Regions from separate parts of the Homo sapiens genome. Here all the other regions are linked to region 2. A link is a loop called in an ENCODE intact Hi-C map of the cell type or tissue named here. Cell type or tissue: heart left ventricle. All regions are shown on one strand. Region 1 has its middle 290 kb from the start of VLDLR. Region 2 overlaps VLDLR (very low density lipoprotein receptor). Region 3 overlaps SMARCA2 (SWI/SNF related BAF chromatin remodeling complex subunit ATPase 2).

Evidence for each region. Hi-C counts contacts between places; a loop is a spot of excess contacts. Peaks named below come from ENCODE experiments on the same cell type or tissue, not always from the same donor. Only the 100,000 strongest peaks of a DNase experiment are listed, where the experiment ranks them.
Region 1: it touches region 2 in a loop (2.0-fold over the local background); 7 of 110 quality-filtered maps call a loop at or near these places.
Region 3: a loop joins it to region 2, with 2.6 times the contacts of the local background. A loop is called at or near these places in 26 of 110 quality-filtered maps.

The regions. Positions count from the first base shown.
Region 1 is chr9:2,331,880-2,339,879 of GRCh38, reverse strand. No RefSeq gene overlaps it. Among named protein-coding and RNA genes, the nearest start is that of VLDLR, 290 kb to the left of the region's middle. In heart left ventricle, a CTCF peak has its summit at 3,607 (motif pointing left); no DNase peak of the experiment used is centred here.
Region 2 is chr9:2,626,801-2,634,800 of GRCh38, reverse strand. The region is part of intron 1 of VLDLR (very low density lipoprotein receptor); the gene reads right to left. Among named protein-coding and RNA genes, the nearest start is that of VLDLR-AS1, 8.4 kb to the right of the region's middle. In heart left ventricle, no CTCF peak of the experiment used is centred here; a DNase peak (open chromatin) is centred at 4,340; H3K27ac peaks cover 4,157 bases.
Region 3 is chr9:2,143,505-2,151,504 of GRCh38, reverse strand. The region is part of intron 27 of SMARCA2 (SWI/SNF related BAF chromatin remodeling complex subunit ATPase 2); the gene reads right to left. Among named protein-coding and RNA genes, the nearest start is that of SMARCA2, 130 kb to the right of the region's middle. In heart left ventricle, a CTCF peak has its summit at 4,675 (motif pointing left); no DNase peak of the experiment used is centred here.

The DNA.
Region 1 (8,000 bases), 290 kb after region 2:
TTGGGAATACAATAGGAATATTTTCTGTGATCAAAAAACTTCATCTAGTGAAGATAACAAAAATAAACGCTTTGTAAAATACTTACTACTATAATATGGGTTTTAAAAAACGCTATGGCTTCCTAGAGGTAAACGAAAGTTCAGTCATGTCTAGAAATTTGGCAGATGTTCCTGACAACAATGACTTAAGATACCCTGAGAATGACCCTATGGTCTAAACATAATGTGCGTTGGGAGTTTCGAGCGGGGGAATCTGGGAGTGACCAACCTGCAGATTCATTCCTCATCTATGAGGAACATCTAAACCCCTGGCCCAAGCCATGGAATGCAGGCCATACAGGGAATCAAGGCCCTTTGTTTTGGGTTAAATGAAGGTTGCTAGGGGGAAGGTGCTAGGGGAAAGATGTTAAGCAAAAATGTTGTATGAACTGCATGATTTTTACAAATGGCAGTGGTTCTCCTGTCCAGCCTGCTGCCACTGGAGTGCCCTGTATGTGAGTCCCCTCAAAAAAAACCCGTGCCTCATTTGCTGGCTCTGCGCCTCTTCTTTGGCCTCTCAAACATGGTGCCATCCCTATTGAAATCAATAGGAGTCCAGCATGACAAGTTCCTGGAGGAAAAGATCATAAACTGCGTTCAATTTTGTAAAACCAAAGTCTGTAGTTAGAAAGGAAACAAGAGTTCATTTGGCTAGCCCTTTATTCAATCACCTAATTAAGCCTCTATTATCTTGAGACCCAGAGAAGTTAAACATCATCCCAATCCCCATCTATCCCACTCTGCATAACATATTCTAGTGTTATTAACCATGCACTTTCCAAATCAAAGGTTTTACACATCTGAGATTTTGCAAATAGAATTTCCTGCTCTTCTGTATGAGTCAGGATAGACTAGCATACACTGCAGTATCAACTCTGGAATTTTATGGCTTTAAACAACAAAGGTTTCTTTCTGCTCATGGTAGTCACTCAAGGACCCAGACTGATGGAGTGTTTATTTTAACACAAGCTTCTACAATTTCTGTAGCAGTGGGAAGGGAATATGGTAAATCACATATACGTGTTTAAAGCTTCTGCCTAGAAATGCCATATATTGCTTTCACCCACCTGTCACTGGCTCGAGCATGTCATGTGGCTATACTTACATGTAAGAGGTCAGGGACAGGCTATTCTATGTACATGAAAGAGGGAAAAATCAGAAATACTTAATGGTTAGCATTAATGACTAGCACCTTCCTAAAATCTTTTTACCATCCTAATTCCTATTCGAGCTTGTAGATTCAGCTCAGATGTTATCTATTCAGAGACCCTCCTTGTGTCATGCTCCCCACCTGCAGAGTGGGTGAGAAGATCCCACCTGTGCTTCAGACTTCAGGCACTTACTTCCATTATTGCATAGACAATACAGCATAGACATTATCTCTCCACTTGTCCATCTCCCACATAGTACGGGGTGCTCCCCAAGGACAGCAACCACTTTTTACTACTGTGTGCTCAGCACCCAGCACAGTGCCTGCTACATAACAGACACTCAAATGCGTGTTTGTTGAACTGAGCAAAGCTGGGCGACAGCACTGAAAATAAAACTTCCTTTTTATGAGAATCCATTGTGCCAGAGCTAACTGAAACATCGTGCAGTGTTTTAAACATTTTTCAATGCCAGCCTCTTCTCTCCTGCTGTTTATCAAATTACAGTGACATATTCAGGTGATAAAAAGAGCTCCCCTTAGGCAGAACTTAAATATAAACATTCTAGAAAACTTTTGCCTTCATCTGTTTCACTAGTCAAGTGAACCTTGCACAAAGCCTCAAGTTTTGGGTTGTTCGGGTTTTTTCCCTAAACAGAGTTTATTCAGCAAGTAAGTAGGGCCTGGACTGGGAAAGTAACTCATTTCTCTCACTCTTTGTGGAGATGTAAATCAGGTCATAAGCAAAAGTCATTTGGAAATCTTATTTCTCTGTGGGCTCATCTATTCTGCTCTGCTGCGTGGGTGAATCCCAGGAGCACCCTCCTGCCTTTTCTGTGCCATTAAGACAGAAGAGGGAATTGTACTTAGAGATTTCCTTAAGCCAAGACTCATTTGATTGCGGTCAGGAAAACTTAGGCCAAGTTCATTGGGAAACTGAACCCAGAGCCAAGGACAGCTCCGTGGCAGTATCCGGCTAGTGGTAAGGCAGAAATGACATCCTGCCATATTTCCATGTGGATTCTCTACAAAGACAGCAAAAAAACTCTTTCCTTTTTTTTTTTTTTTTAACCTAACACCCTTCTCAGTTCATAATAGAGCATTTCCTAATGCCTTGCTACTCAAGGTGTGGTTCAAAGACCATCAGCATTTGTATCACCTGGGACCCTGTTAGAAATTGATCATCTTGGCCCTCTCTCTACACTTGCTGAATCAGAACTTGCAGTTTAGCAAGATTCCCAGGTGATACATGTAGACATGAAAATTTGAGAAGCACTGAGCTGGGCTCTGAACACATCTTATGGAGGAGTCTCATTAGTATAAGTACAGCTTTGCCTACCACGGTCCTCATCTGACACTTTGGGAAAGGTAAACACTCCTTGAGCCAGGAGGTATTGCACTTTCTTTATTCATTGTTTAGGAGGCCACAGGTGATTGAAGGTGAAGGGAAAACCATCGTGTGTCCAAGGATCTCAGGGCCAGTTCCTCCTGCAGACAGCTCTCTTTATAACTGGGTAGTAGTCAGCCAGGCTGAAAATATGGGCAGTCCATTTACTGTGGGCTGATAAAAAAGACCCAGAGATGCTGCAAAACCATCTCCAAAGATCCCCAGCCTCCTATGCTACAAGCCACAGCTGGCAGCTCTTTTACAGCGTTTGCCTTAGGTGAGAGTGGTGAGAAGTAGGAGACAGCAGGATTTATGGGCTGTTTAAAACTTCCTATGTCATTTTTCTCCTTTGTACAAATACATGGACTCTTCTGACCGTTTCTCTTCTCCTCTGACTGTTGTTTTCTTCTTTGTGCTGTCTGATTTCCATTATCTCTCTTTCTCCCCAGTTTCCCTCTCTCTTCCGATGACATTACTTAGGTTTACTGCTAACTTGACTATCCTGTAGTACAACGTTGTCTCATTCATCATTTTGCCCTTTCTTGGTAGACTATCTTAGTTCATGTCATTTCATGTACCCTGAGATTAAGGTATTTCTGTAATGACTTCTGCTATCTTTTCGTTATATTTTTGTATTACTATGCAATGATATTGAGTATTTCATGTGTTCTTTTACAAAGTGACCGATGCTAATGCACTGCATGTAGTCAGTTAAAAGAAACTCAGCATGCTAGGCTAGCATGGGTAAAGGTCTTCATCCATTATCTCCACTTCTCTCCCGTACTATCAATCTCTCCATCTCCAATGGCAACTGACCTTCAGCCTACAGCATATTCAGATCTCCTCCATCTTAAAAAAAAAATCTGGTTTCAATCCTGTTCTCCCTTAAGCATACTGCCCAAAGGGGTTCGGTGTGTATTTGAGTACCCAGTTTCCTTCGTTTGGAATGCTTAACTATCTCCTGTCTGCCTGCATTTCTCTTTTGTGCTGCCATCTAAGTGAACTTTTTGAAACATAAGCTGTTACTGCACCCCCTGCTGGAAATCTGGCAATGGCATTCTTCCATTAATCTCAGACATCCAGATATTGAGTGCCCTTTGCAGCTGAGTCCAAGCGTTACTTACCAACCTATTTCAGGTCATTCATTACCTGCTCAAATGCATAACCCCATGGTGTTTCCTGTTGTCTTCTAAACACAATAACGGGTTTTCTTGCCCACTACCTGTATCTGTTCATTTTTCTATGTACATTATTTTCCCTTTTAGTATCTGCTGAGGTCCTGCTTAACCCTTCAAGACCCAGCCAAGGTCACCTTTCTTGTGTCAGAAGCCTAAAGCCTTACATGACCTCCTCTTTGTTCCCAAGCATCTTAGCCATGCCTCTGTCTCATTGATTGCCATGTGAATGTTTATGATTCTGCAGCATGAGTTTCCTGAACTCTTGGATTTTTATTCCACTTGTCTTTATACCCCAACTTCTAATATAATGCCTGATATAAAAAGATATGCAAATGTTTATTGAATTAAATTTCATATTGTCTGTAGATTTTTTCAGTTTATTTCATACTGTGATTTTAGACTCGTAAGTTGGTTATCAATTCAATCAGGAAAGAGTCATTTACAGAGACACAAAGTCAGAAAGCATAGTTTCTGGGAGGTGTGCAGTTCTGGATGGGATCCAGCCTCCCAGAGGAAAATAAGTCATGGAGAATCAGCAAGCCTCTTAGCCCTGAACTTCCTCTCCCCGTATGCTTTTGATTTGACCTGCTGAAAAAGCAACTTCTCTAGCCTCCTTTGCTGCCAAGAGATTGCCCTGGATGATTTGGCTATCGTGAAGGAGGAAATGCTGGACCTAGCCACCACTGGCCAGATATCCACTGGAAATCAGGCCAGAGGCCAGATGGGTCAGCAATTAGGCCTCAGCACTTAGGGGAGTTGAATAAAGGGTAAGGAAGCTAGAAAACTGTGAGTGGTTTCCACATTTGCTTTACAGAGTTAAGGAACGGATGCACGCTGTGCTGGGAGCACCTTACAAAACCCCACTGCAGTCTTCTCCTCCTCTGTATTGCATACTCAGCTGGGTTCCAAACTTCAGGTGCATGGTTCCTTGATGGCACTGAGTGGCGCTGCCCAGAGCCATGCTGTGAACAGGAGAAATGACAATCCTGAGGCCTCCCAAACTGGCTTTGCCTCTGCTGGGGATGAACAGGCTTCTCAGCTGGCTCAGGAGCTCCAAGTGGTCCACTGGAGTAAAATCCAGTATGTTTTACTCCCTAGAGGTCTGTGGGGCACTCCACAACTACCTCCAAAACCAGAGTGGACTGTAACACACATTTTGGACTTGCACTTGCCTGAGTCCAAACTTTGGAGTTTTTCAAATGTTTCATGGTGGAAAAGGTATATCCACATGTTCCAGTCAACGCTCCTATTGCCAGACATCACAGGAACTGTTCTCAGAAGAAACTCCCACTCCCCACATTTTATGTTGAGTTCACGTCATCATGCAATGACTGAAATAGAGAGAAACTTTACTAAAAAATAGTTAGATGTGTTAGTATGTGTACAAGTATACTGTTTATTTATGTCTATGTAAATAATTGCAGTGTTTTGTTTTGTTTTGTTTTGTTTTTTGAGATGGAGTCTCACTCTGTGACCCAGGCTGGAGTGCAGTGGTGCAATCTTGGCTCATTGCAGCCTCCGCCTCCCAGGTTCAAGTAATTCTCCTGCCTCAGCCTTCTGAGTAGCTGGGATGACAGGCCCCTGTCACCATGACCAGCCATTTCCTTTTGTATTTTTTAGTAGAGATGGGGTTTCACCATGTTGGCCAGGCTGGTCTCAAACTCCTGACCTCAAGTGATCCCTCTGCCTTGGCCTCCCGACGTGCTGGGATTACAGACATGAGCCACCACAGCCAGCCCAGTGGATGATTTTTAAGTATTGAAATACTTACATTTTTCTGGAAGCAGTATTTTTGAAATTTTTTTTAAGATTCTGAATCATAGTATTGAAATACTTATATTTTTCTTGGAACAATTTTTTAAATATTTTTTGAAATTCTGAATCTGAATCTTTTACAACTTGAGATATACCCAGAGAGCTATTTGCTGCATTGCAATTTCTAATCCAACAAAACTGCACTCGTTTAGAAAATACTCTTCTATACCTCCATAATCCTCAAGAGGAGAATGAAAATGACAATCAAAACCAAGCATCTATTGCAAGGAATATTTCTTATTCTAGTTCAAAGACTTTTTGAAAAAGTGGAATATAAACAATACAAAATTGAAGTTGATGCAGGTAACTGCATCAGATACCCCATCTACAGATGGTGACACTGGAAGAGTCCAAGATAAACTGGCAGTGCTCTCTTTAAAACAAGGTTATAGCTCACGAGCCACAGAAAGATCCTTGAAAAAGGAAGAGCTTTGCAGAAACACTTCCTCAAAGTTGCTAAATAAAAGGAGGGATTATTTGAAAATGTTAAGCCAGAGGAAAATATTTGGAGTTAGTTTATAACCCTAATGTCACCATTCATGCATGATGTCTTACATTCCAATAAAATGTCAAAGATTTTTCAACAGCTGAACAAATTTGCAGGACAGTAAACTCTCATTATGACACCTTTTTTTTGGTAAATTTTTAAGTACTTTATTAATAAGTTAATTAATACTTAATTATTTAGTACTTAAATTTTCAACTTTCTGGGGATTGTTAAAGTTTTTATTTTATATAAAGTTTTTAGTAATTTTATTAATTTACTGCTAATAAACAATTTTGCAATAACAATGTATGTTTAGTACACATACATTTAAAAATTTAGATTTTTACTTGTCTTAAGGTATATTGAATTTTTAGTTGTTAACACATTAAATATTTGGTTTAATTTTTTGCTTCACTAACTCTGAATACATTAAAAAACATAAAATGCCAGTATCAATAGTAGTATTTTAATGTTATGCAAAATAAATATCAAGTTACTGAAACTGGCATTTTGCTTTGGTATTGTAATCAAATAAATCAAACAGTAAAACAATAATAAATAAAATAATAAAACAATAAAAGCCCATAATTATACACATAATACACACACATTTATACACATATATAGATGCAGAGGGAACATTTAAGGCATAGAACTGGTTTCTATATCTTTCCCCCTTATATTCCGATTTCCACCATTTGTTAAATTGAATGCTAAACAAGTTTCTCAGAGCTTCTCAAAATGAGGACTGTCATCTCAATCTGGTTAAAACCATACTGTGGTTGCTCCTATGTCACAATCAAATAGAAATTACAGGATACCAGGAGCTAGAGACGGGCCAAAAGGGTTTCATTGTTTTAGCCCTTAATAAATGCAGTGCAAGCAGTAGTCATACATGATGGATTTCCTTTTCACCTCTGAGAGAGGGATTCATCCATCGTCAGTTCATTGCCTATGAGCTGGATCGACTTACTCAGTGGCTCAGGTCAGTGGGTGCTGACCTCTGAAAGGGCTTCACTCTCCACAGCCAGCTCCCTGCAGCATGGACTCAGGCCCCCATTCCAAGAGGGACATGTGTTTTGACCTTCTCTCTTACTTTCCTCAGGGAGCCTCAGAGGCCCATGAAATGTCTAATTAGAACTCTTTCAGTGCATTCGGATTAGGTTTCTCCCTATTCAAAAAAAAGAGAAAAGGCAAAGTATAGTTTCTAAACAAAGACTCTTAACAGGGCATTTGCAGGTATTACAAGTTTTTTTCCCTTGTTTCAGGTTCTTACTCAGGCTGCTTCAGGAAGAGAGAGCTTGCCCAAGGTCAGAGAGGTAGTAAGTGGTTCAGCCAGGACCCAACCCCAAGTCTAGCTGCTTCAAGAGCTTATGTTCTTCCAGCTCTATCAGCTCTACCTACAGCATGCATCAGAATCCCCTGGAGGACTGGTTAAAACACAGATTGCCAGTCCCCTTCCCACCCCAGGGGTGAGGGCCCACAAATTTGCGTGTCTAACAGGATCCCAGGTGATGTCCTCAGATCACTGCACCGTATCAATGCCCTCCAACCTGAGAGGGAACTTGTTAGGAGGGTCCCCCTGCCACCAGCACTTCCAAGTGATTCTGATGTAGGTGACCCACAGGTGATATTTGGGATAAATTATGTCAGCTAACGGTAGCTATAGGTAAGTGCATAGTATCTATAATTCCAAACAGCATGGCACAATGAAGTGCTAAATACAAGTTTTAAAATAATTAGATGTGAATGACAGACAGCAATTAATTTTTTTTTTTTTTTTGAGGTGGAGTTTCACTCTCGTTGCCCAGGCTGGATGGTGCGATCTCGGCTCACTGCAACCTCTGCCTCCCGGGTTTAAGCGATTCTCCTGTCTCAGCCTCCTGAGTAGCTGGGACTACAGGCACGTGCCACCACACCCAACTAATTTTTTTTTGTATTTTTAGT
Region 2 (8,000 bases):
TCCTCTTAGAAACTGAGGTCTAATTGGAAAAACACAGCTTTAAAAAACAGCTCCAAGATAAAAGCAACAAGAAAGTATAGTTAAGAGGGAAAGGAAGATCATTTGTCATTTAAAGAGGAGAGGAAAGGAAAGTGAGGTGGAGCTGAAGATGTAGTTTCGATTTCTCTGAATCTGGTTTTCTATGCTTAATGTATGGATATTTAATTCACACAATGGTGTGAACTAAGACTTCTAAGTGGGACAGTTGGTGTTTTGCCCGGCACAGGCCAGCTAATGTTCAGGTGCTTCCTATCATTAGCAGTTCCGTCCTTCTGGCGGATGTGATTGCTTCACGATAAAAGGCACAGATGTGGCCCTTAAAGCAAATATACTGCAAATATTTGAGAAAAACAGTGGAATCATATAGTTCACGCAGATTACTTAGGGAGGGTGTCCCAGCAGAAGGCCTTCCGATTTCCTGCCACCTTTCAGCATTTGCAGCTGTGGCATGCTGGCATAAGAACTGATATTACAGAGACAAGCACAGACTGGAACTCTTGTGTTACGTGCACAATACCCTAGTTGGTCTCCCTAGTGTCAGCTACTCCCTGCTGTCTGGGAGCATTTCGTGCTTTGTGGCTCTTCCCAGGGAGATTAAAATTTGGCCCAAATCAAGATGACCATATGGGTGTGGTTACTTCCTTGGATATTAAATATGTTGCTTTTAAAACTGCATCTATCACTCTGCTCCCATGAGTCTAATTAAGCTAGGACCCAGCTACAAAGCAGAATGGTTTCCTACCTTCATTTCATAATACTTTTTCATTCTTCACGTTTTATTGGTTGTAATATACTAGGGATTTAGAAGGGGAACTAGAGGAGGGTAGAGATTGTTGTCAGGAAGCATCACCTGTGTTGTTTTATACTGCTAAACCAAATCTGAGGTACCTGGTGCCTCTCCCCTCTCCCCTCATTGCCACTGGATTCTTAATATGTTTGCAATATTCTCAATGCTGAGGGTACGTGTCTTGCAGTTCTATATGACCTTACTACCTTTGGGGACTGTGAAAGTGGTAAGACTCTACCTTGAGTAATCAGGAAAAGAATGATTTGTAGTCTGAGAACATAGGTATAAATATACTTGGAAAGAATAGTCAGGTTGGAGTTAAGATACAGTAAAGACTGAAAGCCTCTGATTTTTTTTTTAAGGTTTTAGTTACCAAAGGTTATTAAGTCAAAATGAGACAACAACATTGACATTGATATCTACATAATCAAAATGGAAACCTTGTAATCAGATTTGAATAGCAACTTAAAGGTCAATGTCAATTGATAGTTTCCCACCTCAGGGTTAAGGTACCTGGAAGACAACCTCCTTAAGAATGAGTTTGAAGCTACAGATTTCCTAGGCACTCAGAGTGGCCTGGGATTAAGTATGGGCATACAGTATCCCAAGGCTGATATTTACTCTACTATTGCCTTAAAGAGGGTCTCTGAATTTAGTTGTAATATACAAGCTATCAACAGTAATAAATTCTATTAAAATCCTAGCAGCTCTGCTCTAAGAGTCTATATTGAGGAGACTCAGGACAGGCATCAGCATTTTCTACTAAGAAAATATCCGAAGCCAAAAAGGAGTTTAATTTCTAGCTTTTCTTATCCGAGATATTTCCACTTTACTCAAGCTTCTGCCTGATCATCATAAAGCTGTGTTTTACTCCCTCTCTCTCAACCACACACACACACACACACACACACACACACACACACTCTCTCTCTCTCTCTCTCTCCAATAAGGAGTAGCAACAGGCATTAGGAGTACAGTGTGCTACTAAAATGTCCCTGCCTGTTTAAAAGAATGACATTGGGGTGGGGGTGGGAAGACAAGCTGGCTTTATAAAGGACTCTTTAAAGACAGGCAAATAAAGACCTTAAGCTTTATGGCTATGCCTCTTCGTTTCCTAGTTTCCTAAGCACTTTGTTTTGAGGGACTGCTACTGGGCAGAAAGTGCTCCCTAGTTCTGTTTAATTCTCTGCTTCCCACAGAGAGGGAGAGCTCAGACACTAAATCGAATGCCCAGCCCTTAGCCACCTGACTGGAACACTGTTAAGTTTTCTGTTCAAGTTTTTAAAAGGTTCTACCTATCCACCTCTGGTGCTCAGCTGGGACTGCTGCTGTGCAGAGCTCTAGGAGAACTGAAAGCACCAAATGAGTTAAGAGGCTTTTGGTTTCCAAAGCTTTGGGATTATAGGATTGTGGACCTGCAGTCTATTTCCATCCATGAAAGTTACGTCTCAAATTCAGTATTATACTTTCATAAAGGGAACAAGTTGAGCTTGAAATCATCTACACTCGAGATTCTTTTAATTCTTCAGGCTAAACTAAAGCCAATGACACCTCAAAAAATACCTTGGAAGTAGAAGTGCTAGGCATTTCTGCTCAGACAGGTGAGAAGATGGGGCAAAATGCAATTGTTAGTGGGTTCCTTAAAGCCATGAGGTTTCACAAGAATGCCTCAGGCTAGAGGGGTGGTTGAAGTGGAGGGAAAGGCCACAGTAGCAGAGGCCCTGGGTGTTCCACCTCTGCCTCTACCAAGACTTTCTTTTGAATATTGGATTTTGGTGTAAGAATTTGAAAAGGGTTCTATTAAGAAATTGTCTAGGTTTTCTTCCAGCTCTAATCCTTAGAATATCTCTGCTCCTTTGGGTGAGGGGGTTGGAAGTCGCTTGTACCTACTCACTTATGTGCCTATTTAAATTTGTAATGAATGAATTCCTGGAGCGTCAAAAAATTCTCACTTTTACTGTCACTTATATAGATGGAATCAGACTATAGAATATGCACACTAACTTCAAGGACCTATTTTCCTGGGAGCCTTGCTTCTCTAAGTAGTTAACTTTGCTACACAGACACATTGGCAGTTCACTGGCTCCAAGAAAAACAGGGTTCTTCTTGGTGGTGTTTGTATAAATTTATGAGGTACATGTAAAATTTTGTTACATGTATGTAATGAATCTATACTGATGAAATCCGAGGATTTAGGGTGTCCATCACGCGAGCACGTTTTTGTTAACTACAGTCATTGACGTTATTTCTTCTACCTTACTGTAGGTTTGTATTCTTTAACCCACTTCCTTTCATCTGCTCTCCCTTTCCCCCTACTTCTGAGTCTCTGTCATCTTTCTACCATCTACCTCCATGGAATGAAATATTTAAGCTTCCACATACGATTGAGAACATAAGATATTTGTCCTGCTGTGCCTGGCTTATTTCCCTTAGCATAATGACCTCCAATTCCATCCCCATGCTGCTGCAAATGGCATGATTTCATTCATTTTCATGGCTGAATAGTATTCCATTGTGTATATGTACCATATTTTCTTTACCCTTTCATTATTGATGGGCATTTAGGTTGATTCTGTATCTTTGTTACTGTGAATAGTGCTGCAATAAACATGCCAGTGCAGGTATCCCTTGGATATACTGATTTTTCCTTTGGGTAGATACCCAGTAGAGGGATTGCTGGATCAAATGTTAATTCCAGTTTTAGTTTTTTGGGAAATCTGCATATTGTTTTCCTTGGTGGCTGTATTAGTTTACATTCTCACCAGCAGTGTATAAGACTTCCCTTTTCTCCATATCCTCAGCAACATCTGTTGTATTTTGTCTTTTTATTAATAGCCATTCTGACTGGTATAAGATTATATGTCATTTTGGTTTTGGTTTGCATTTCTCTAATGATTAGTAATGGTAACGATTTTTTCATGTATCTGTTGGTTATTTTTATGTCCTCTTTTGAGAAATGTCTATTCATGTCCTTTCTCCACTTTTTAATGGGATTATTTTTTCCCCATTGTTTGAGTTTGTATATTCTGGATATTAGTCTCCTGTCAGATAATAGTTTGCAAATATTTTCTCCCATTCGGCAGGTTGTTCTTCACTTTGTTGATTATTTCTTTTGCTGTGCAGAAGCTTTTTAGTTTAATTAAGTCCCATTTGTCTATTTTGTTTTTGTGGCCTAAGCTTTTGAGGTCTCTTTCATAAATTCCTTGTCTAGACCAATGTCCTAGAGGGAAACTCAGGGTTTTTAATGCATATAGAAGTCAGCCGCCATTGTCTAATTTTCCCTGTAGCGGTTGACATGGAGGACTAATACATAAGCTTCAGTAAAAAACTGCATAGGCCTTCGAGTAAATACCAAGCCTTCCAAACGGACTACAAATCTCCCTATGGGGCTCCGAGCAGCACCCTGGCAGGAGCACTCCAAGATGCATGCCCAGAATATAGAGAAAGTGTCTCTGGGTACCAGGCTCAGAGCGTACTTCAGCCTGCACAGAGGCTCATGCTGCCACACTGCTGGGGCCACCAGGGCCAAGCATTTACATCTCTCATGCCCTTACTCATTGCTTGAGCATATGGGTGTTACTTGCTGGAATTCCTTCCGTCCATTTGTTTTGGCACTTCTGGGGCCACCAAGGGCATTTATTTTTAGTCTAGTTCACTTCTACTGCTTGCCACTTTAATGACAGTGTTTCTATTTGTAAGCTAAAACTCCTTTCAGGACAAGCAAATTTCTGAGTCAGCAAAAAAGTTTTCCTAAGGGGAGAAGGGTTTGTAAGAGGCAAAGTACCACAACAGGTGTTAAGGGAAATGTTCTGAGCTGTCAAGCACAAAGATTGTGCTCTGGCCTTAAAGTCAGCCTCTGAAACATTGTAAGAACCAGTTTGGGCCAGGCACGGTGGCTCATGCCTGTAATCCCAGCACTTTGGGAGGCTGAGGCGGGCAGATCACCTGAGGTCAGGGGTTCAAGACCAGCCTGGTCAACATGGTGAAACCCAGTGTCTGCTAAAAATACAAAAATTAGCCAGGCATTACACACACCTGTAATCCCAGCTCCTTGGGAGGCTGATGCAGGAGAATTGTTTGAACCTGGGAGGTAGAAGTTGCAGTGAGCCGAGATAGTGCCATTGCACTCCAGCCTGGGCAACAAGAGTGAAACTCCATCTCGAAAACAAACAAACAAACAGCAACAAAAACACTAGTTCGGGGGCCACTAAAAAGTGGTGAATATGTAGGCTAATTCTTCTGAGTCATGGAAATAAGTGAATTTTACAGTTCAATTGTCAGTTACATTCAATTTCCATTTACATCAAATTGATCTTAAGAATCATGGACATAATCAAATCGTTTTTGTTGTTGGTCAAACACTGCTCTAAGACTTCACATCTCTTAGCTTTTAAAATTCTTAATCCTGCACAGTTGGCCCTATTATTCCTCTTTTACAGATCAGGAAACCTGGTAGAGAAGGAAAGTACAGTCACTTGTCCCAGATTGCCCTGGGCAGAGCTAGGAGTTGAACCCAGGCACTGGCTCTAGATACTGTGTTACTAAGCATCAACTTAGATTTAGCCTTGTTGTTGAGATGGAGGCCTGCTTTCCTTCCTCATTCTAAGTTTTTAAAAATGTTTCTAGAATTCCTCAGCAAGTCTTCTAAAAGGATTATAGCTCTTGGTTTTCTTGTCTAGGGTTCAAGTCAGAGGAAAGGCCCTCCATCGGATATACCTTGAAAATCGTTAGCTTCTGTGAGTGGTAAACTAAGTCAGTCGTTCTCAAGCTCCCGTGTGCATCAGAATCCCCAGGAAGGCTTGTTAAAACACAGAATGCTGGGCCCCAGCCTGGATTCTGATTCAGCAGGTCTAGAACAGGGCCTAAGTTTGCATTTCTAATGAGTCAATGTTGACACATGAACTCAATTAACATTGAATTAATGTTGCCAATTTCGGTCCACACTTTGAGAACCACTGCACTAAGGTTAAGAAGCTACAGCTTCTACCCATAATGTAAGTGGCTCTTTCATTTTCAGGGTTGTAGCATATACCAATAACACCCTCATAAGGCCTAATGTTCATCACAGGAGGGACACAGGAGATAAATGCCTCTTTTACAATACACATGATAGTAACATGTGAGTAAAGCCCTCAAAACTATTTTGCAGAAAAAATTTATTTGGGTGTCTTACTAGGCAGAGGTTCTTCTAAAATCCATCCTTCCCTCCCTGTGTAGTCTATCTTTGATTGGCCCCATTACTTACTCTAAATCAGTACTCCAGAAATGAGCCCAAATTCTTCCCTGACATTTGGCCATCAATCCCTGGCTATGCCCAAGCCCTCCTCTCACCTGATGTCAATTTAAATGTCTTGTTCCTTTGCCTCCAGGCTGCCACATTCTCTACCCATATCAAGCAACCTAGTGATTCAAGCAACCTAGAATAGCCAAGAATGGGGTCATTTCTTGGCTTACCACTATCTCTAGGATTAAGTTCCCTACTAATTTCCTCAGACTTTTCCCTATTGGTCACTACCCACCATCTGCTATACGGGCTGAGCTAACAGCTCAAAGGGGACCCACTCACTTCCCCATGGCTTTGCCCTTCCTCATGGCTGCTTTGTCTCAGTTTGTTCATGTTGCCCTTGTCCACCCATTCACCAGGAGTGGGCTCAGATTGTATTCTTGAATGAGGCCTCAATGCCTTTTTTGGAAAAACTAGGTATGGTCTGGCTGCTTTCTCATAATAGTCCCTGTCACAGAGCCATCACCCAAGGAGATGAGTTCAGCTACCATTTTTCACCTTTAGACACAGAGATCCCCTAAGGCATGGGCTGCAGTTCACATTTGTAACTCAGGACCTGGTGCCTGACATCCTATATTCTCTAGGCACTAGTTGGTAGTCTTGGGTGCATGAGTTGATTTATTAGTTTACTAATAAAGCTGGTCTGAACTAAAAACTTTTGTCAAAAACATTTCCCCCAGCTTTTTCAGAACTTGAAACCAAGTGTGACTGGTTGTTTTACTAGCTAGAATACTTTGAAAGACTCTAGGTTATAAAGGTCCCTGTTCCCTAGGCCTATGAGGGTACCTTCACCTCATCTTTGTAGCAATTTTTTTTTTTTTTTTTTGAGATGGATTCTCGCACTGTAGCCCAGGCTGGAGTGCAGTGGCGTTATCTCGGCTCACTGAAATCTCTGCCACCCGGGTTCAAGCGATTCTCCTGCCTCAGCCTCCTGAGTAGCTGGGATTACAGGCTCGCACCACCACACCCAGCTAATTTTTTTGTATTTTTAGTAGAGATGGGCTTTCACTATGTTGGCCAGGCTGGTCTCGAACTCCTGACCTCGTGATCTGCCTGCCTCGGCCTCCAAAAGCACTGGGATTATAGGTTTGAGCCACCGCGCCCGGCCTCTTTGTTGCAATTTATCATTTAAAAACAGTGCATTTTCACACACTTGTCTGTCAGAATGAGTGTGTCCCTTTGGGTGTGTTGGCTTCATTTCCATGTGAAAAGAGAGGTTCCAACACCTGAGAAGGTTAGCAGCGGCTAACTGGTAAAGTTGAGTGTGATATATCAGACGCAGATTTTACTTCTGACATGTTTTAATGCTCTTTGGTAATACTGGCAGTAATCCATTGTTGCTTTAGTCATATCACTTTTGTAGGATTATCTGCAGACATAGAATTATTTCTGGCTTTTTGAAATTAAAGTCTAAGTTCTTGGTAATTTTAGGGAAACTTCATAAGCTAGAACCCAGATAGCATATGGAAATTCCAGAAATCTCCAGCTGCTATCTGCCTCTTTTATGATTAAGTCTTAAACACTGGATCTGCTCACTCCTCTTCAGAGCTTCTATTCCAAGCGGTCTTTGGCTGTTTCCTGCTTTGATTCCCCTACTAGACTAAGTGCCACAAAGGAAGGAACCAGTGCTATGGTCACTCTGTCCCCATGCCTGGTGCCATATGGTAGGTACTCAGTAGATGTACATTAAGTGGTTTCCAGAAGATGCACAAAGATGACCAACATCAATCTGCAACCTACTTAGTGAACATACAGATCAGTTAATACCTCAGATGTGGGGAAGTCTTTCTTAAGAAAATGAAAGATTAGAGGCAGTCTATAAAATAGAAACCCTGTTTACTCACAGCATGTGGGAGAACTATTAAGTTCTAACAAACTTGTGATGTAACT
Region 3 (8,000 bases), 480 kb after region 2:
CTGCCTCATCCTCCCAAAGTGTTGGGATTACAGGCATGAGCCACTGTGCCCAGCCTCAATCTGGTTCGTACTGTAGCTTCATGCTGGCCTGGGTCTTGTACTGTCTTCGTTATCCTGTTGCCATTTTCACATCTCATCACAACAAATTTCACTTCCTTCATTACTACTACCTGTTTCTTTGCAGCACTTTCATCTTTGGTGGCCAATTCCCTCTCCTGATGAACTATTTTTTTAAATGTCATGTTTTCACTGAGAAAGAAGGCAGCAACACAGCTACATACTTTGCTGTCTGTGCATGAACTGAACAGACGCTCGCTAACAAATCACCACCAGATTCTGAGAAGTGATATGATTAGTTATTGATCAAAATGTACATGTGTCATGTACATAGTGATTTGTGAAGTTAGCCCCAAAGTCTGTGTTTTATGTGCAGTGACTCGGAATTGCTATACTATAGTGTTATGGGCTGAACTGCATCCCTCTAAAATTCATACGTTGAGGTCCTAATCCCCAAGACTTTAGATTGTGACTGTATTTTGAGATAGGGCTTTTAAAGAGTTAAAATGGCCCTAGGCCTATATGACTGCTGTCTTTCTAAGAAAAGGCTGCTAAGACACAGATGCACATAGAGGAACAACCCCGCATACATACACCAAGGAGGTAGCCATTTACAAGCCAAGGGGAGAAGTCTCAGAAGAAACCAAACCTGCTGACACCTTGATCTCAGACTTCCAGCCTCCACACAGTGAGATAATAAATCTCTGTTGTTTAAACCACCAATCTGTGGTATTTTATAATGGTAGTCCTAGCAAACTATTACATAGGGTAACTAAAATTTGTCATTGAGGGACTGGTGTTTAACTATATCCAGTGATGGGAATGTGTACATATGGAATGGTGCAAAGCAACGCTGCTCGTAGGCACATATAACACACCCCTCGGAGTAAACGATGGCAGGCTTTATCTTTCCTGCCATCCTATAATCTAAGGGAAACTGCCCCACCCACAGCATCTGCTGCCTGCGCTGCCATCTTCTGTATCAGGCAGCTGCTATCTGTCCTAGTCTCACCTGATGGAGATGGGAATGGTCCCCTGTTCTCAGAGTACCCTGTCTCTAAGCTTGTGTGGGGCCTGGCATGAGGGTCTCTGCACAAGCACAGCCAGAGTGATTGGCTGAGCCAGTCAGTTCACTTCTATTAAGAATTTGAGCTGCAGGTGTGAAAGAACATGTCCAGTTGGTATGGCAGTAGAAGTTGAATATAGGTCATAAGGTAGCATTATGCTAGGGATGTTATGAGTAGAAGCCATGAATAAGCAGAGGCCAACAGGAGATATGCAAAAAGTATACTGTGTGAAGGAGATGACTAGCTCTTCCCAGGGAGGTTCTAATTCCTTGCACTCACACACAAGTATTTGGTTAGCAATAGATACAGACGCATGTACTCACATACATGTATGTACACATACATAAATACACATAGATGCACATACACATATTATTAGAGTGTCAGTAGAGGAGTGTCTGGTTCTAGTTAAATTTGAGAAGCCAACTTGAAATGTACACTCATTTCAGATCTAGTCTGTATGCTGTTGCTAAGTATATAAAAGGTTATTTGTCAAGTATGTCTATCCCACTTTATTTAATAAAGCTAAAATGCCAAACAAAATTTTGAGTTTTGGTTAGCTAAGAGCTACATATATGTGGCAAAGACAATTTGCTATCCAATAAACTTTAAAATGAATCTCTAAAGCGCAAAAAAATAAGAACAAAGGTGAACATGGCCAGTGATATGGTTTGGCTCTGTGTCCCCACCCAAATCTCATCTTGAATTGTACTCCCATAATTCCCACATGTTGTGCGAAGGACCCGGTGGGAGATAATTTGAATCATGGGAGCGGTTTCCCTCACACTGTTCTCATGGTAGTGAATAAATCTTACAAGATTTGATAGTTTTATAAGAGGTTTCCTTTTTCGTTGTTGTTTTTTTGAGGAGTCTCACTCTGTCGCCCAGGCTGGAGTGCAATGGCATGTTCGTGGCTCACTGCAACCTCTGCTTCCCGGGTTCAAGCAATTCTCCTGCCTCAGCCTCCTGAGTAGCTTGGATTACGGGCACCCACCATCATGCCTGGCTAATTTTTTTTATATTTTTGTAGAGATGGGGTTTCACCATGCTGGCCAGGCTGGTCTTGAACTCCTGACCTCAGGTGATCCACCTGCCTCAGCCTCCCAAAGTGCTTGGATTACAGGTGTGAGCCACCACACCCAGCCAGGGGTTTCCACTTTTGCATCTCTCTCATTTTCTCTTGCCGCCACCATGTAAGAAGTGCCTTTTGCCTCCTGCCATGATTCTGAGGCCTCCCCAGCCATGTGGAACTGTAAGTCCAATTAAACCTCCTTTTCTTCCCAGTCTCAGGTATGTCTTTATCAGCAGTGTGAAAACAGACTAATACAGGCAGGTTTTACTAATAAACACACTTAGCTATATTCTGGCCCTGCATGGCTTCCATAGCTTTTTGGTATTCCAAGCCAGGACTAGCCGTTTTGCTGGTAATACATGGCTGAAATCAACATGAAGAGTTGGTGGCAGAGAAGGAGACACCAGGAGACCAGGTCAACTGAAGCACAGTCAAGGATTTGCGCAGGAGAGACAAACACAAAGTGCTCTAATGGGCAATGGCAAGATCTATAGAAAACAAGCTGGGCACCGTGGCTCACACTTGTAATCTCAGTGCTTTGGGAGGCTGAGGCAGGAGGATTACTAGAGGCCATGAGTTAGAGACCAGCCTAGGCAACATGGCAAAACTCTGTCTCTACAAAAAATAAAAAAATTAGTTGGGTGTGGTGGCATGTGCGTGTGTCTCAGAAAAAAGAAAGAAAACATCTCCTTATACCTAATGCTAAATGACGAGTTAATGGGTGCAGCACACCAACATGGCACATGTATAGATATGTAACAAACCTGCACATTGTGCACATGTACCCTAAAACTTAAAGTATAATAATAATAAAATAATAATAAAAAAAAGAAAACATCTCCTAAAATGTGTTCCAGAAATGGAGTATCTAGAGAAAATTTTAGAGGGTATACAACTGATAGTCAATAAATCTGAAGGAAATTAAGAGGCTCACTCAACTGACCACTACTTATGACTCTGCCTACTGCACAGACCTTCCTTGTCTAGGCCACTCTGCTCTTGCCATTTGGCTCAAATACCAATGATCAGCTGTGTTCCCAAACATGTTGATGTTAGTTATACTTATTACTGGAGCTACATTAATTCAATTAGATAGTACTTACATAAATGAATATAATGTAACTGTGAGAAGAAATTGGGTTCTTAGTTCTATAAAGAGCATGAACAATACAAGACTCCAAAAAGGTGAGTTTCTTTAAAAACAGCAGCAGCAACAGAAATGCTGTTGAATTTGGTGAGGGCTAGACTGTTACAACTGGGAGGCAAGTGTAAACTCAGCATGCTTTGTTAATATTAGGATTCTCATTCATGGCTGGGTATAGTGGCTCACACCTGTAATCCCAGCACTCTGGGAGGCTGAGGTGCAAGAATCACTCAAGGCCAGGAGTTTGAGGGAGGCTGCAATGAGCTGTGATCATGCCACTGCACTACAGCCTGGGTGAGGCCCTACTTTTTTTTTTTGAGACGGAGTCTGGCTCTGTCACCCAGGCTGGAGTGCAATGGTGCGAACTCAGCTCACTGCAACCTCTGCCTCCCGGGTTCAAGCAATTTTCCCTGCCTCAGCCTCCCAAGTAGCTGGGATTACAAGTGCCCGCCCACCACGCCCCGCTAATTTTCGTATTTTTAGTAGAGACAGGGTTTTGCCGTGTTGGCCAGGCTGGTCTCGAACTCCTGACCTCAGCTGATACTCCCGCCTTGGCCTCCCAAAGTGCTAGGATTACAGGCGTGAGCCACCACGCCCAGAACACCAAAACTGGAAATCCTAAGTGAAACATTATAGGTGTTATTTCTGTGAGAAAGATTATGTGTGATTTATGTGTTCTAGCCAGTTTACTCAAAGAGGCAATCTCAGCCTTACAATGAAAGATGTGGCAAACAGATATATGCTTTTAATTAAAAATTACATGTACATATAAGTGACATATTATTTTCTCACCCTAATGAATGTTTTCGTTGACCAATGCACCACTGGTTCTGATTATTTAAGAAGGCATCTGCTCTTCCATCTTTTTGGAATGGGGGTCATAAAGAAGGTCATAGTACCTTGCTTTTTTTTTTTTTTTTTTTGGTCACTCAGTACATTTTTTCCCTGTAATAATACTTAATAGCTCGATTCTGTACTTTTTCTAAATAGTTATGAGCTGTATCCTATTGCTCAGATCTTAAACACTTCTGTCATGAGCTACTGCACTACTCAGTTTCTTAAATTCTCCTCAGTCTATCAATTCCAAGCCTGCCTGTATGGAACTGTCAGAGATGTTTGAAGCAGAGCAACTCCATCTTGAATAGGGGCTATGTAAAATAAAGCTGAAACCTACTGGGCTGCATTCTCAGACAGTTAAGGCATTGTCAGTCACAGGATGAGATGGGAGGTCAGCACAAGATACAGGTCATAAAGACCTTGCTGATAAAACAGCTTGCAGTACAGAAGCCAGCCAAAACCCACCAAAACCAAGATGGTGATGAGAGTGACCTCTGGTGGCCCTCACTGCTACACTCCCACCAGAGCCATGACAGTTTACAAATGCCATGGCAACATCAGGAAGTTACCCTATGTGGTCTAAAAAGGGGAGGCATGAAAAATCCACTCTTTATTTAGCATATCATCAAAAAACCACCACAAAAATGGGCAAGCAGCAGCCCTCGAAGCTGCTCTGCCTATGGAGTAGCCATTCTTTATCCCTTTACTTTCCTAATAAACTTGCTTTCTCTTTACTGTATGGATTTGCCTCAAATTCTTTCTTGTGCAAGATTCAAGAACCCTCTCTTGGGATCTGGATCCGGACCCCTTTTCAGCAACATCTTTCTGGTGACCACAAAGCCACAATACCTAGGAAACCCCCGATCCAAAGGCTAACTTTGAGTAAGTGGTGGGATCCGGTAACAGAATCTAGAGATCTCTATGATCTGATCCTACCCATCCTGATTTCGCATATTTCTTATTGCTGTGGACTAAATGATTGTGTCCTCCCAGAATTCCTGTCTTGAAATCCTAGCCCACAAGGTGATGGTATTAGGAGGTGGGGCCTTTGGGAGGTGATTAGGTCATGATTGGGAATAGTGCCCTTATTAAAAAAGACCCCAAAGAGCTCCCATGTCCCTTCTACCATGTGAGGACACAGCAAAAAGGCACTGTCTATGAACCAGGAAACAGAATCACCAGACATGGAATCTGCTGGTGCCTTGATCTTGGACTTCCCAGCTTCTAGAACTGCTTATAAACCAATCTATGGTATTTTGGTATAGCATCCCAGACTAAGACACCCAGCTATGCGAACATTCTGCAAATAATAGGAACACAAAGCCCATGCCACACTGTAGCATGCCATATTTATTCCCACCTTTGTGATTACTCTTACTTCTCGCCTGGGATGTCTTTCCCAATCCCCTGTGCCTATGCACATTGCATACATGTTCAGTGATCAACTCCCATTCCACTACCCCTCCAGGTGTGCCAGATCATCTTGATTTTTTCTTCTTACAAAGATAATGCCTTCGTTTTTCTCAATTCCCCTAGAGTACATAGCACAGTAATGAGGGAGGGAAACTAGATACTGTAAAAACAGTTGAGAACGAATTCAACTTTTAGATAGGGTTCCCTGGGAAAACTGCTCTTAGATATATATCCATTTATGGAACACTAAGTCCAAATGTATTTGTTCTAGGTATTTTAATGTCAATCTTCAAGTACTAAAGGATAAACTCTAGCATCAAACTCTCTGCATCTTCCCTACTTCACCCATTCCTCACCTCCCCTTTACTGTCAGGTGTCTAGGGTCACCTTTACGGATGATTCTACCGCCTGACCACACAATAAAATTCCTTGGCACCCAGAAGGACATTAATAATTTTAAAAAAATTGCCAAAAGCTTTCTAATTCCCACATCTTAGTCTTGTCTAAACTCTTTTATTTACTTTCTCCTCCATTGCTCCTTACTTAAAATATCTCTCCTTTCTATAGTGTTTGGGTTTCTCTCTCTTTTTTTTTTTTTTTTTTTTTTTTTGAGACAAGAGTCTTCACTCTGTCACCCAGGCTGAAGTGCAGTGTTGCAGTCTCGGCTCACTGCAACCTCCGCCTCCCGAGTTTGGATGATTCTCTTGCCTCAGCCTCCCAAGTAGCTCAGAGAGACTACAGACATGCACCACCATGCCCGGCTAATTTTTGTATTGTTAGTAGAGATGGGTTTCACCATTTTGGCCAGACTGGTTTCGAACTCCTGACCTCAAGTGATCCGTCCGCCTAGGCCTCCCAAAATGCTGGGATTACAGGCATGAGCCACCATAACCAGCGCGTTTCTCTAAGTTTACTAGCCACATTTTTCTCTCCTTAAATGCAGATTCCCCAACTTTTCTTTTGGCTTTTTTTTCATTCACAGATTGTGAATATGCAGTCAAATGTGGGCAATTACCCTTTCTGAGTACACACCAGGCACCACTAAGTCTGGATGTCCTCAGCAGCAACAGGTGAGATGAGTTGTGATCAGCAACAGGTGAGATGAGTTGTGATCAGCAACAGGTGAGTCTCTTAATGACCTCTGGAGGCCTCGCTGCTAGAGAACTTCACTACTGCCCCCCTGGAGGGGACATAAGCCATAATTCAGGAAGGCTGTTAATTTTACTGATCCTGGAGACGGGGCTCTTTTGTGGACTCCTGCTGAGCAGCCTAGATCATAGACTCCAATCCTCCATATGGTGAGTGCTTTCTGAGCAGCTCCTAACTACTGATGGGAGGCTCCTGAGAGGAATCTAAGCCCTCCTCCTGGGTGTAAAATCTGCCATGGGGATCCTACTTGCCTCTATGGCTTCAAACATGACCTTGTCGGGACTCAGAAAGTGATACCCCAAAGACTGGTGCCTTGACATGCTTAGAGGCCTTAGAAGCTGCCTCAGAATCGAGGTCCTTCTAACCTGGTCTTGTCCCACCCCCATCCAGCGAAGGACACAAGAACGGACTTGCTCTGGAATTTCCTCATCTGGCCAAGAAAGTTTAACAGTCACAGTACGCAGGGGTCGCCAACAGAAACACAACTGTTTCCCTCTCCTCCCTGAAATTTCATTATCTCAGAAAAGAAGACTGAGGAATGCAACCACATCTGAGAAGACTCCTTCACAAGATAATACCTGCCTCTTGGGCTCATTCAAATTTCAAGAAAAAAATCATTTCCAAGTTAACTTCTGTCCATTCATTTCCTCTAATGATTGACTGCCCCCTCAAAAGAAATGCCTACATCCCCCCCCATCTCCCGGCTCCCCTATGAAAAGGGTATGTACGATTCTGTATTGCACTAGGTTATTGGGTAATCATCCTCCTGTGAGTTCCCCGTGCTATGCCTGTTAACATTTTGTATGTCTTTTCTCCTATTAATCTGCCTTTGTCAGTTGATTCTCAACGAACCTTCAGAGGGGAAAGGGGGAAGTTCTCCCTTGGCCCCTACAACCTCAATGCATATGGCTTCAAAAATTATCTCTCTAGCCTGCGCTTCTTTTTGGAGTCACCAATTGGGAATTCCACTGTCCTACCAAACATCACAAATCAAGTTTATCACTTTTCCTTCAACCAAGCAAATATTTCTCTTTGTGGATCCTGTCCGTCTCATCTAAAGGTAGCATCATTTCCCAGTTATCTCTCCTGGAAATCTTTAAAATGATCAGTTTCCCTTATCACATCCCTGCAGTCCTATTTGTCATCATATAGTTTACCTCTGAAATAGTTCATAAGCAATCTTTTCCCCCTGGTCTCCCTGCTGTCAGACGGGTCTCCTCTCCCACAGGGTCACATTTAAATGGCCTCCCTTATGGGTTTT